Linked DNA regions of Homo sapiens: region 2 is linked to region 1. A link is a contact called in ENCODE Hi-C or POLR2A ChIA-PET data. All regions are on one chromosome and are shown on one strand. Each heading gives the region's core, a stretch centred on a gene start or an enhancer-like site at or near the end of the contact. The rest is flanking DNA. Distances are from core to core; before and after follow the strand shown. Region 1 has its middle 540 kb from the start of NECTIN3-AS1. Region 2 overlaps LOC105374037 (a long non-coding RNA gene).

Region 1 (6,444 bases), core at 2,453-4,952:
CCAGTTAAAATAAAATTATATTAGTCTAAAATGTGATTTCCATGTGAATAAGAATGGTGTATGCTTTGCTTTTGTTCTCTTCAAAATTTTGTATGAAAAAATACATACAGTGAAACATGCATATAAAATATGATGTTTTGAGTGTCTAATTCTTTTGCCCATTTTCTAAAATTGAGTAGTTTTTCTTTCCTACAAAGTTTTAGGAATCATTTGTATATTCTCAATACATCTACTTTGTGACTCCCTCCCTTCCAGGACCACGTCTTCTCTCGAAAGTTGAAATGACTTTGGCAGCCTAAAATCCATCCTTCCATCATTAAACTAGTGAGATCTCAGCTTTCTTTTTAAGTTCTAGCTGCTCTATATCCCTCTGCTGACTGAGGGATTTCCTGGGGGAATAACTTATAAACATGAATCTCTTACTTTCTTTCAAGCCTTCTTCAGTTTCTGTCTGCTTTTGGTCACTCTCCTGCGCTTTCAGATAGCTTCAAATATTTTTTTCCCCCAGATTTATCATTGTTAACAGTATGATGGCTAGTTCAATACATGCTATTTCACCATTAACTGGAACTGAATCATATTCCTGCTTTTGTTATTGTTGTATTCCCAGATGCTGTAATAATCCTTTCTATATTATAGATACTTAATATATATTTTTGAATTATTTTTATTTTATTATTATTTTTTTGAGACAGAGTCTCACTCTGTCACCCAGGCTGGAGTGCAGTGGCACAATCTCGGCTCGCAGCAACCTCCACCTCTTGGGTTCAAGCAATTCTCCTGCCTCAGCCTCCCAAGTAGCTGGGATTACAGGCATGCACCACCAAGCCTGGCTAATTTTTTGTATTTTTAGTAGAGATGGGGTTTCACTACATTGCCCAGGTTGGTCTTGATTTCCTGACCTGAAGTGATTGGCCTGCCTGGCCTCCCAAAGTGTTAGGATTACAGGCGTGAGTCCCTGCACATGGCCAAATTATTTTTGAAGGATTGCTTTTCTTTCTCTCCTGTCCTGAAAGGATTGCGCTTCTTTCTCTCCTGAAATTGCAATCTTTCTTTCTGCTTTACAAAGCAGAGTAAAACCTAAACTATTGTTGTTACAATACCAAACTCATGGCACAACACTGTGTAATTTAGAGTTTTATTATTTAATGTAACTCTTTACTCCCTCTATTTATTATCTCTTATAGTGTAACAGATGGCCCACAATTTGGAAGCTTACTACGACATGATCACAGTGTTGGTGGATCAGGAATACTGGCCCAGCTTAGCTGGGTGCCTCTGACTCAAGGTCTCTCAGGGCATTGCAGTTTCCTTTGAAGTAGAAATTGGGGAACAATTTGCTTTTAAATTCATTCACATTATGGTTGTTGGCAGAATTTCAGTTCTTCTCAGGATACTGGGCTGAGGACCTTATTTCCTCTCTGACTGCTGACCAGAATCCTCTTTCAGATGAAATGTAGACCTTTTCATCATGTACTCCTAACATGGCAGCTGCCTTCCTCAAAAAAGAAGAGAGAGAGAACAAGAGAGAGTGACCAAGATGGCCATCACAGACTTTTTGTAACCTAATCTTGGAAGTGACACCCCATTCCCTCTGCTGCATTATCTTCTCTAGAAGTGAGTCATGAAATCCAACTGAAGGGGAGGGAATTTTACAAAAGCATGAATACGGGAGGCAGAGGATTTTGGAGACCATCTTAGAAACCACCTACAACACTTCTCTTACATGGAGAGATGAATCATTTTAAAAAATACATTTCAAAAATGCATGGATCTCCTATTTTATTTCGGGAACTGCTGTGCTCTAAGGGGTGGAAAGATAAGGGATGAAACTATAAAATGGCTCACTTCTTATCTTCCAGGAACTTATGTTCTGGTTCAGGAGGCAGAACTATTGAAATGTGATCAGTGCTATAAAAGCTGTAGGAGTTGTGGGAGCAGAAAAACTTTTTAAGATGTAAGAAGTGTTACCTTTGTAAGCTAAAAATAAAATTCTAAGCCCTCTAACCATCTGAATGAACCCCTCTTCTAGGCCAAGGCCATTTCAAAGTTAATGTGAGAACCCAGTTCAGGCCGTGATGGGAAGTGGAGGTCATACATACCTCCTTACGCCCTCCTCCCTTTGGAATCAGGCACAACTAACCAACATTAACATTAAAACAGAGGTTTTTAAGACTTTTTGTAGCAAAAAGACACTGAATTCCAGCCTGACTCTGGTATTGTGTTACACAACAGATAGCAGGCTCTGAAAGAAATTGAAGTATTTTACCCTAAAATATATTTCTTTGAAATATTTTGAAATGTCCCTGCAAAGTTGTCCCTTGTGGGGAAAATCTAAATTCTGTACAGAATTTCTTTCCTTTTCCAGTTCTTTTCCCTGATCCAGGAGAGAATTAAAGGAGTCTGGTATCTTTTTTAAGTCTGATAAGAAACATTTACAATCTTTTCTTTCTCAAGCCTGTTACCTGTAAGCTTCATCGGCATAATAAGAACCTTGGTTTCCACAACCCCTTGTCTTAACCCAGACACTCCCTTCTATGGATTCCAGGTCTTTAGATAAACTTTTTCAACCAATTGCCAATTGGAAAATCTCTGAATCCACCTATGACCTGGAAGCCCACACTTTGAGTTGTTTTGTCTTTTCAGACAGAACCAATGTACATCTTACATGTACTGATTGATGTCTTATGTCTCCCTAAAATGTATAAAACTAAGCTGTAGCTAGACCACCTTGGCACATACCATCAGGAACTCCTGAGGGTGTGTCATGGGCATGTCCTTAACCTTGGCAAAATAAACTAAACTGATTAAGACTTGTCTCAGATAATTTTTGGTTTATACCTTCATAAAGGAAGTGAAGCTTGGGCTTGTGTTGAAGAAAAGAATAGGAGAGAAAGCATCTGCCGACATGTACCTGTGAGAACCTTGCAAGAATTACAGACACTTTTAATGACAAAACCAGGCATCTGCATTGGGAGGAGTGGTAAGGAAGAAGGAGGCTGGATAAAGGAGCTAGAAGCCATGCTGGGAGGGTCCTATTAGGCCACACTCAGGACTTTGGAATCTGCAGTACGTGGAGTGGAAACACTGAAGGATATAATCAGTTATGTACAGAATAAAGAATGTTCTGAGCCAAGCTCGGTATGCACTGTTTTACCAATAAACAGATAAAAAAGAAGAGGAATATGTGTCATCTCCCATTTCACAACCCCTAAGACTATGTCAAATGACTAGGTTACAGTCTAGGTGGAAAGCTTTGTGTGAGCTCCTTTACTTCAGGTCAAATTATACATCTCAATGACTGAATACCACATCTCAATAACATGTAATTTCTCACAAGCACCACATTTTGTGAAGTAACTGGAAGAATATGATTCAAGATTGTTTCCAGAGAAGAATGAAAGAAAATAGTAGTGTTCCTGTGTAATGTTAACCATGGGACAGCTCAACCCATAGCTCCTTTATTTAGCTTGGTAAATTAAATGAATCTCTAAATACTTTAATTACTTCCCCCATTGCCTTTCTTCCTCCACAGTGCAAACTCTGTGCCATTCACTTGTTAAAGCCTCTTTTGAAACTCATTTCTCACATTTCCCCAAAGATCCATAAGCTTTCTATATGGAAGTGAAAAGAAGCAGTGAGGCATATAGTCAGTGATACTTAAAACTGGATGAGTCACCCCCAGGGAATGTCTGGGAGGTGTTTGAGGGCTTAAACATGTGCCAGAGCCCACAGTCTTACAAGTATTCAAGCAGACCAGATTCTGACTGAATAATGCCATAATTTCTAAGATTCTAAATTCTAAGATTCTTTCCAGTGTCATATTGTCAGATACCTGAGAACCCAATTGACTTACTAATATTTATAAACATACACCATCATCAAAGGGAAAATATCTGGCTAAATCTGGGAGATGACATTGCGCTTGCAGAATTGTATGACCTATAATCATATAGTACTCTTCTGAGCAATGAAGGATTAAACAATTTGCAGGTGCTATGTCTCCATGTACACTAAGTCTTGCTCTAATATTCTTCAGAAAAACCAGGACCACTCAGTCAAGGCTATAAGTGATATCTGGGTTACCTATATAGAGAGACATTATGTCTCCTTTCAAAAATTACAATTTTCTATATGAAATTTTAACTTCAGAAACAGGTAGGAAAACTGTAATTATCATCAAAAACTTTATTTCATACATTTATCTACAAAAAGATACTTTCTTTTCCTTCTTAATTTATATCCAGTCCAGCAGGAAATTCAGATATCAGAAGCAAAATGACATTCATTTTATTACCCACATCTTCTTAGCTGGGATCATGTAGGGCTTTACAATTATCATTTAATTATGACCAAAGAAAGGCACACTTTTGGGAAGATTAAAGGTTCTGGCATGGTACTTTAGAGAAGGTGATTATCAGGGAAACTTAGCAAGTATATATTAGAGACAAATTTGATTGATGACAGATATAGAAAATGAATGACACAGGATGAAATGAAAGACCACTGAATTAGAGAAGGCATTCTATAGTCCATGGTGTTATATATTGTCAGGCTGAGAGATGTTTTTAAGATGAAACATGAGCACTTTGTCTTCAAATATAAGTTATATTAGTCTGTTTTCACTCTGCTGATAAAGACATACCCGAGACTGTGGAATTTACAAAAGAAAGAGATTTAATTGGACTTACAGTTCCACATGGCTGGGGAGGCCTCACAATCATGGCAGAAGGCAAGGAGGAGCAAGTCACATCTTACTCGGATGGCAGCAAGCAAAAAACCAGAGCTTGTGCAGAGAAACTCCCGTTTTTTAAAACCATCAGATCTTGTGAGACCCATTTACTATCACGAGAACAGCACAGGAAAGACCTGACGCCATGATTCAATGATATCCCACCAGGTCCCTCCCACAACACGTGGGAATTATGGGAGCTAAAAGATGAGATTTGGGAGGGGACACAGAGCCAAGCCATATCATTCTGCTCCTCACCCCTCCCAAATCTCATATTTTTACATTTCAAAATTAATCATGCTTTCCCAACAGTGCCCCAAAGTCTCAGCTGATTTCAGCATAAACTCAAAAATTCACAGTCCAAAGTCTTATCTGAGACAAGGCAAGTCTCTTCTGCCTATGAGCCTGTAAAATCAAAAGCAAGTTAGTTACTTCCTAGATACAATGGGGGTACAGGCACTGGGCAAATACAACCATTCCAAATGTGAGAAAATGGCTAAAACGAAGGAGTTACAGGCCCCATGCAAGTCCAAAATGTAGCAGTGCAGTCAAATCTTAAAGCTCCAAAATGATCTCCTTTGACTCCAGGTATCACATCCAGGTCATGCTGATGCAAGAGATGGGTTCCCACGATCTTGAGCAGCTCTGTCCCTGTGGCTGTGCAGGGTACAGTCTCCCACCCAGTTGCCTTCATGGCTGGCATTGAGTATCTGTGGCTTTTCCAGGTGCACAGTGCAAGCTGTCAGTGCATCTACCATTCTGGGGTCTGGAGGATGGTGGCCATTATCTCACAGCTCTACTAAGCAGTCCTCCAGCAGGAACTCTGTGTGTGGGCTCCCACCTCACTTTTCCCTTCTGCACTGCTCTAGCAGAGGTTCTCCATGAGGGCTCCACCCCTGCAGCAAACACTGCATGGGTATCCAGGTATTTCCATACATCTTTTGAAATCTAGGCAGAGGTTCCCAAACCTCAACTTTTGACTTCTGTGCACTTGCAGGCTCAACACCATATGAAAGCTACCAAGGCTTGAGGGTTACACCCTCTGAAGCAACAGTCCAAGCTCTATGTTGGCCCCTTTGAACCACAGCTGGAGTGGCTGGGATGCAGGGCACCAAGTCCCTAGGCTGCACACAGCAGGGGATCCTGGACCCAGCTCATGGAATCACTTTTTTCTCCTAGGCCTCTGGGCCTGTGATGGGAGGGGCTGCCATGCAAACCTCTGACATGCCCTGGAAACATTTTCCTCATTGTCTTGAGGACTAACATTTGGCTTTTCGTTACTTATGCAAATTTCTGTAGGCAGCTTGAATTTCTCCTCAGAAAATGGAATTTTCTTTTCTATTGCATTATCAGGTTGCAAACTTTCTGAACTTTTATGCTCCAATAAAACTGAATGCCTTTAACAGCATCTAAGTCACATCTTGAATGCCTTGCTGCTTAGAAATTTCTTCTGCCAGATACCGTAAATCATCTCTCTCAAGTTAAAAGTTTCACAAATCTCTAGGCCAGGGGCAAAATGCCACCAGTCTCTTTGCTAAAACATAACAAGAGTCACTTTTGCTCCAGTTGCCAGCAAGTTCCTCATCTCTATCTAAGACCACTTCAGCCTGGACCTTATTGTTCATATCACTATCAGCATTTTTGTCAAAGCCATTTAACAAGTCTCTAGAAAGTTCTGAACTTTCCCACATTTTTCTGTCTTCTTCTGAGCC
Region 2 (6,444 bases), core at 2,802-5,301, 50 kb before region 1:
TAAATAATTTTTTAAAAAGTGTGTTGCTACACACATCTATTACTATAAACAAAATTTTGAACAAGAGGATTATTTAAAATCCTGGATAGGCAATAGCATCAAGAACAGTATTTGATTTTACAGGTATGACATTCTTAAACTCCGTATTCCTAGGTTTACAAGATGCAGCTTCACAAGAATTATCTAAACCAAAGACTGTGGCTTGGCTTTTTTATAGAAACATGTAATTTTCCTGAAAGCTACTATGTTATGAATTATATAGAGTAATAAGTATAGGCCTTTGATAACATGTTATCTTATTTTGGGCTCTAATTTGTACAGTAGTGATTATAGTTCCAAAAAGTGTTCTCTCAGTGTGAAGATACATACCATCTTCAACTGCATTACTGAGAAGGTATCCTTTTAAAATTTATCTTAAAATATTCCTACTGTTTACTAAAATAATGTAGTGAAGTGGTAGGAATATCCTATATAAGTTTGAAGATAAAATGTATTCCTTCTATATTTCTGAAATTTGCTAGATGTTAGGATTATTAGGTGATTATAGAAGTTACAGAGATGGATCACTACAGAAATCTAGTGTTTTCTTCTTTGTCACTAAATGGATGCTGCTGCAGGCAGTTAGCTTGTTTCTTAGCTCACCAAAATGCCGGTGATTTTTATACATATTCTATGGGCTGATTCATAGTTCTGACCCTGCTTTTTGAAAAGATGTAATTTCCAGCAGGTTTTTTGAGAAGGTCATACACATATTGTCTTGATGTCATGTGGAAAGCACTGGCTCATCACAAGAGCCCTGTGGCTTTTAATGAGTTTTGCCATCAGAGAGGTATTTGAATATTGTTCAGTAGCCTTGTGTCTCATCATTATATTTTGCTTCAAACTTGAATTAAAGGAGAGATGCAAGCAAAATCCTGACAAAGCAATCGATATTTACTTTGTGTATAAACCCTTGCAGCAGATCAAACTTGAAAAAGATATCCTGTTTTCTAGTAATATCTAACTGGACCCCTACAGATATCAAGCATAGGTCTCTTTAACTAGGCAATCCCAGCATAAATGGAGTGGTTACCGACACTAAATTGGTCTATTTATCCTGGAATGAGAGAGGAATTGCAGTCAGCAGGAGGGAGGGTAGTTTCTGAGTCATATGCTCTTGCATAGAAGAAGAGATGGGAGGTGTTGTTAAAATTAATTTGCTACTCAGGCATTTTAGAAAATATACTTGCCTAGCTTCCAGGATTTAGAGGTATCCGAAGCTGCTGGCAAGTAGGCCACCTGAGAAAGACGTGTAAAACATGGTAGAAGAAGAATGAACAATATTTCTGTATCCAATTCACTGTGACTTCTCTGTTTTTATTTTTTCTGGTGCCCTTAAAATGATCATGAAATAAAGGGGTGAGAAGATGCTCAATTATTGGAATGCTTGTAGTGAAGACAACCATGGCTCAAGCATCTTCTTAGTCACACAATAATGAATACCTCCCTAATTTGATGTGCTTCAAGTAGCTCAGACTGTTGACAGTAGCAAATCTGGTAAAAGAGGAAATGACCTCTGCAGAGCCTATGGAGGGTATATAACAGACTCTCAGTAGAGGAATTCTCACTTTTACCTCCAGCTAGTTCTGCTGCTGCCACCAAAAAAATTTGAGGTTTTCCTCTTCTTCAGATAAGATTATTATTACTACCACTAAAATGAAAGCAATAACTACTACTACTGCTACTAAGAACAGTAGCTGCCATTTATTGAATAGGATGTGTTAGGATCTGTCCTGAAATCCTTGTATGCTCTATTATTAGTCCCCATTATAACTCAGATATATTGCTCATCTCATATTGCAGGTGAGGAAACTGATTTAGAACGATTAAACACACACAGAAAGTAAATGGTGAACACAGCATCTGTACCTGTCGCTGTAGCCCCCAAATGCAAATTTAGTCATCATTTAGTTAATTAATATGCAAGAGGTGCTTACCAGTGTGAAGAGTTTCATTTTGTAAATCATGTACAGCAAGCCACATGTACAGAGCTCTTTCTCCTGTTCTCTCTGATCTGATCTCGTTTGCTCCTTGACAGGCCATCCCAGTCAGCCCTGCTTGGGGATCACTAGTCATGGATTTATGTGACCATCTCAGTCCCACACTGTTTCTCTTTATTTTGCTCAATTCATTTTAGTCCCAATTTTTCAGTTTTCTTTTTATAGTTAAGAGCTTTGCTTCACTACTTCCTTCATAACACTAATCACATACCCACTCTTACTTCAATCTCCTTTAGTGTCAATTTATTCTTTAAACATGTATTGAATTCTTACTATATGTTGAGGAACTAATACTAGTATTAATTGATCTATGATCATAGGAAACTTGGAGGTTAATGAAACAGATACAGATAAACAGCTAAATGCAGTTCAAGGTGATGCATAGGATTATAGTGATAGGCAGAAAACAATACATTATAAAACTAGAGTGGAAACATCAGAGGTATCTTCCTAAAGGAAATAGTAACTAAACTGAGTGTTGAACACCAAAAATAAGTTAGTCAAGTGAAGAAACATTTCAAAAAGCAGAAATAGAATGTTTAAAAACAATGTTAAAAGAAAATTTCAATTAATTCCAAATGACTGGAACTTAAGACTGGGAAAGGTAGAGGCTTATGGGACTAGATTGAGGAAGTATTCAGAGAGAAAATCAGGAAGGACCTTGAAGCTCCCCACAAGAAGACTGCATTTTATCCAATGAACAGACCCTGGGCAATTTTACATACTAATTGAGAAAGGGAGTGAGACGGGCTTGAACTAAGGCATACTGTAGTTCTGTTTACTGCAGAAAGGAAGTTCAAGAACAGCATCACAACTTGTCTGGGCATTATTTCCTCACAGCTAATTTAGGCTTCTCTGCACCCCAAACTGGCCAAGAAAGTTAAAATGCTACATTTCTCTAATAATTAGACTTCTTCATACTGAAAATTTCCTTTGAAAAAAATAAGGATATTTTAATATGAAGCAGAAGTTTAGCAGTTACTTTTTGCGTGCCTGTGTGCATGTGTGCATGCTAATTTCTGTGAGACTTGGTCATAATCTTAATCATTCTTGAAAGCAGAGAGTGATGAGTCTGACCTCAGGGAAAAGCTAGGCTGTCTTTCCTGGCATCTTGATATTATAATAGATTTTAAGATTCTGTCAAGTATACTGAAGGGAGAATCCATGAACACTGTACATTTATTAAAGACCTACTATGTGTCCGCAATTTTCTCTATGCTATGAAATGTAAAAACAAAATTTAGTGTCTCTGTCTTCAAGTTGCTAAAATATAATTGGAGAGAGTAAAAAAAAAAATCCCCAATATTATTAGATAAGATTTTGTGGCAATACAATCTTTTAAAAACTTGGTAATGCAGGCTATGAAAGCAATGGGAGTTCAGGGAAGAAAGATGTCCAAGCAGGATATGCTTGACCAGTGGGTGCGATAGAAGGGGCCTTCCTTTAGCTGGAGGTCCTGGCTGAGTAGCAAGTACGGTTAGTTTACAAAAAGGGAGTAAGATTGCATACTGTGAGTGGAAGGGGCCAGGGTTGAGGTACAGAGTATTAAAAATCTTTAATGCTAAGCAAGAAATGTAGGTCTTATTAGGTAAGTTGTGAACAGAATATAATAATGAAGTCTTTTTATTTTTTTTTAACTACTTTTGCAGTGGTGTATGAATTTGCAGCCACATGCCTACCTGGATTTGTGACTTTTGTGAAAACTCACTTCCTACCCTGGCTTCCCCTATGAAAGCAGGGCCTGTGACACAGGCTTACATGGAGATAGTTTATTTTGAGAAATCATCCCGAGTCAGGAGAGAGTGACGCTGGGATGAGGGAAACGAGGATGGAGGACAAGGCCATGCAAGGTTCAATAAATACTAAGCTGTCCTTGCAAGGGCATCTGGGGCTGATTAGGCTGGGGCTTTCTGTGGAGTCATCTCACAAAACCTACCCAAGGAACAAAAGATTGGCACATTTATTCACAATTGCTCCATGGGGTATTAACTTCCTCATTGTTTGCATTGCATTTGCATGACTGCTTGATGCTGAGTCAGAGATGCCCAAGAACAGAAGATGAGAAATTCTAGGTTGAGCTGAGAGTAGGTGCTGTATTTGTACATTATCAAAGGTTGTGCATAGAAAGGTCTGGAGTTTAAGATGAATTGAAAAGTCCTGACCAGAGGCAAGAACTATCAGATATACTCATCATTTCATTTTTAAGTAAAAATTTTAAATGATTACAAAATGTATACAAATTTATTATTACCAAAAGTATTATGTTAACAATTAACCAACAAAATATTGCCTAGAAATCATTTGGACACATCTTTAATGAATAACTTAAACTGAGTTATTATTAATATTCTCTTTCTAAAAGCCTAATATGGTGCCTGACATGAAGTGGGTGTTTAATAATGACATATGGAAAAATTGAGTGCATTATATCATGTAAACAAGTGCTTTCAAAATGGATTGAAAGGTATATTCTTCAGTACAACTGGGGTAGCAATGATGTCAGGGAGTGAACCAGAGGGCTTATTAAGGAACTAATTTATTTTATAAATATTTACAGATGGCACCAGGGAAAACAATAGCTTACCTTGAAACCAAATTATTTCAAAACCCATTTCAAATTGTAATTGATTAGTTTTTGAAATCATGTGTTTTTTTAAAAAAAAATTAAACCCCTTATCAGAGAGCTTTACAGTTTGTAGTAACCAATAATGACATAATGTGCAAACGTAAATGCAAAAAAATTAAAAAGCCACAGAAGAGTGTTACAAATAATTAATAAAAGGATGACTTTGTAGTTTTAAAGTAGGCTAATAATGCTTACATGTCACATATATAGCGTATAGTATCATTTGTAAATATTCTGGTAAAGTGAGCTATTTCAAGACATGGAATCATATCTTTTCCATCCTCTTTTAAATGCTTTTTGTTCAATGAATACATCACTAAACAAAAATTTACAAAACATCTATGTGTCCACTCAGGAGTTTGAAGTAAGTGCCTGCTTCCATCTGTCTACTTCCATCTCTCTACTTGTTTCTTTCCTTGCTTGAATGATAGTATTAACATACTAAGAAGTTCTTGGACATCAAATTTTAGTATTAAAACATACGTTTTTGAAGCAAAATGTCCTCATCGTGCTCTGGAGAATTCCCTTCCGGTTTTAGCATGGTACCCACAGATTCACCTCCTGGTGGTGATGCTTGTCAGCTACAAAGGCAGGTGTGGTTTGGGCAGGGAGTAGGCTCTGAGCCCTTCTTCCTGGACTTTAATGAATTATGAAGATCCAGTTGCCTTAGATTTTCTTTCAGCCACATAGCCTTAAATCTGGGCAGTCACTTCAGAGATGTTTTTGTTGGTTTTAATTCTGTAGTATCTTGTGGACTTGCAAGCTCCCAAGATTTCCAGTGCCCATAAATATAAGCCATAGAAAATTTTTCATCCATGGAGCTTAATTTTAATTTCAAGTCATCTTAATTCTCACAACAATAAGTGGTTTAATTTTAATGAAGTGATTCATGACAGACAAGACATCACCACAAGAAACCAGCTGAAAAGTGATTCGTTTTTCCCTCAGACTGTGTTTTTGTCAGGATTCTGGAGAAATTAGGAAAATGGAATCAGAGCTGGCCAATCGTTGCTTATGTAGCATTGTAAAACTCTTAGGCATCTTGTCTAACATATTTATCTTAAACTTTGTATCCCAATGCTTAATGAAAGTACATCTTTTCCAGAACACTCTTATATTTTGATATCAGAAATCTCATGTTTAAGAAACTTGCTGCTTGGAATATTAAAATTCAGTACCCGATTGTGAAGTGTGATAGAGCAAATCATCTTTAAGTATAAATCTTTGTCTGCCTTTATATAAAATAAGGTCACAAAAATTGAATGGTGAAAAGTCAAATTATATATACTAAAGGGGACAATTATAAAATGTTAAAAATTCATAAGGTTACCTTCTTCTTTAGTAAAATTTTCTCCGTCTAAGGAGAGGGCATCACCACTTACCTATTTGCTCAAGTGATTTGTATTGGTATCATCCTTTTTTTCATTCTTTTCCTTTACCACTAGTCCAGCAAATCTTGTAGATCTGTTTCCAAAATATAGCTCTTCACTTGTTTATTTGCAGAGCTACCATCCTATTCCAAACATCTCTCATGTACACTGTGATAATATTCTCCTCCTACTCTTTCTTCCTGTGTCCATTTTGTCCCCCTTTATATACACAATTTACCCAGCTGCCAGAATAATCTTAAAACATAAACGAGAAAACTTCACTCTACATTTATATTATAGTCTAAATAAAATCCAAATGCTTTCACAAATCAAGTACTCCTTTTTTTCAGAGACCTGGGAACTTGAAACAAATTGTCCATCCTGAACTTTCTCTCCTCTTTTGATCATG

The links. Hi-C counts contacts between places; a loop is a spot of excess contacts on that map. ChIA-PET counts read pairs that join two places held with the same protein, here RNA polymerase II (POLR2A). Pooled maps may share reads with other maps.
Region 2: a map of PC-9 shows a loop between it and region 1 (7-fold over the local background). The contact joins two enhancer-like sites. A Hi-C loop is called at or near these places in 5 of 168 maps with a recorded cell type or tissue (IMR-90, MCF 10A, PC-9 and 2 more) and 2 of 50 pooled maps. POLR2A ChIA-PET finds 5 or more read pairs at or near these places in 4 of 52 experiments (AG04450, IMR-90, OCI-LY7 and 1 more).

What each region holds. Positions count from the first base shown.
Region 1 is chr3:110,524,174-110,530,617 of GRCh38, reverse strand. No RefSeq gene overlaps it. Among named protein-coding and RNA genes, the nearest start is that of NECTIN3-AS1, 540 kb to the left of the region's middle. Within about 2 kb of position 3,702, at least 6 of the 41 ENCODE cell types and tissues checked have a DNase peak (open chromatin) inside an H3K27ac peak, as active enhancers do; they include endothelial cell of umbilical vein, where a contact is called at or near this core.
Region 2 is chr3:110,574,683-110,581,126 of GRCh38, reverse strand. The region is part of intron 3 of LOC105374037 (a long non-coding RNA gene); the gene reads left to right. Among named protein-coding and RNA genes, the nearest start is that of NECTIN3-AS1, 490 kb to the left of the region's middle. RefSeq lists an enhancer at 3,733-4,321. Within about 2 kb of position 4,051, at least 3 of the 41 ENCODE cell types and tissues checked have a DNase peak (open chromatin) inside an H3K27ac peak, as active enhancers do; they include endothelial cell of umbilical vein, where a contact is called at or near this core.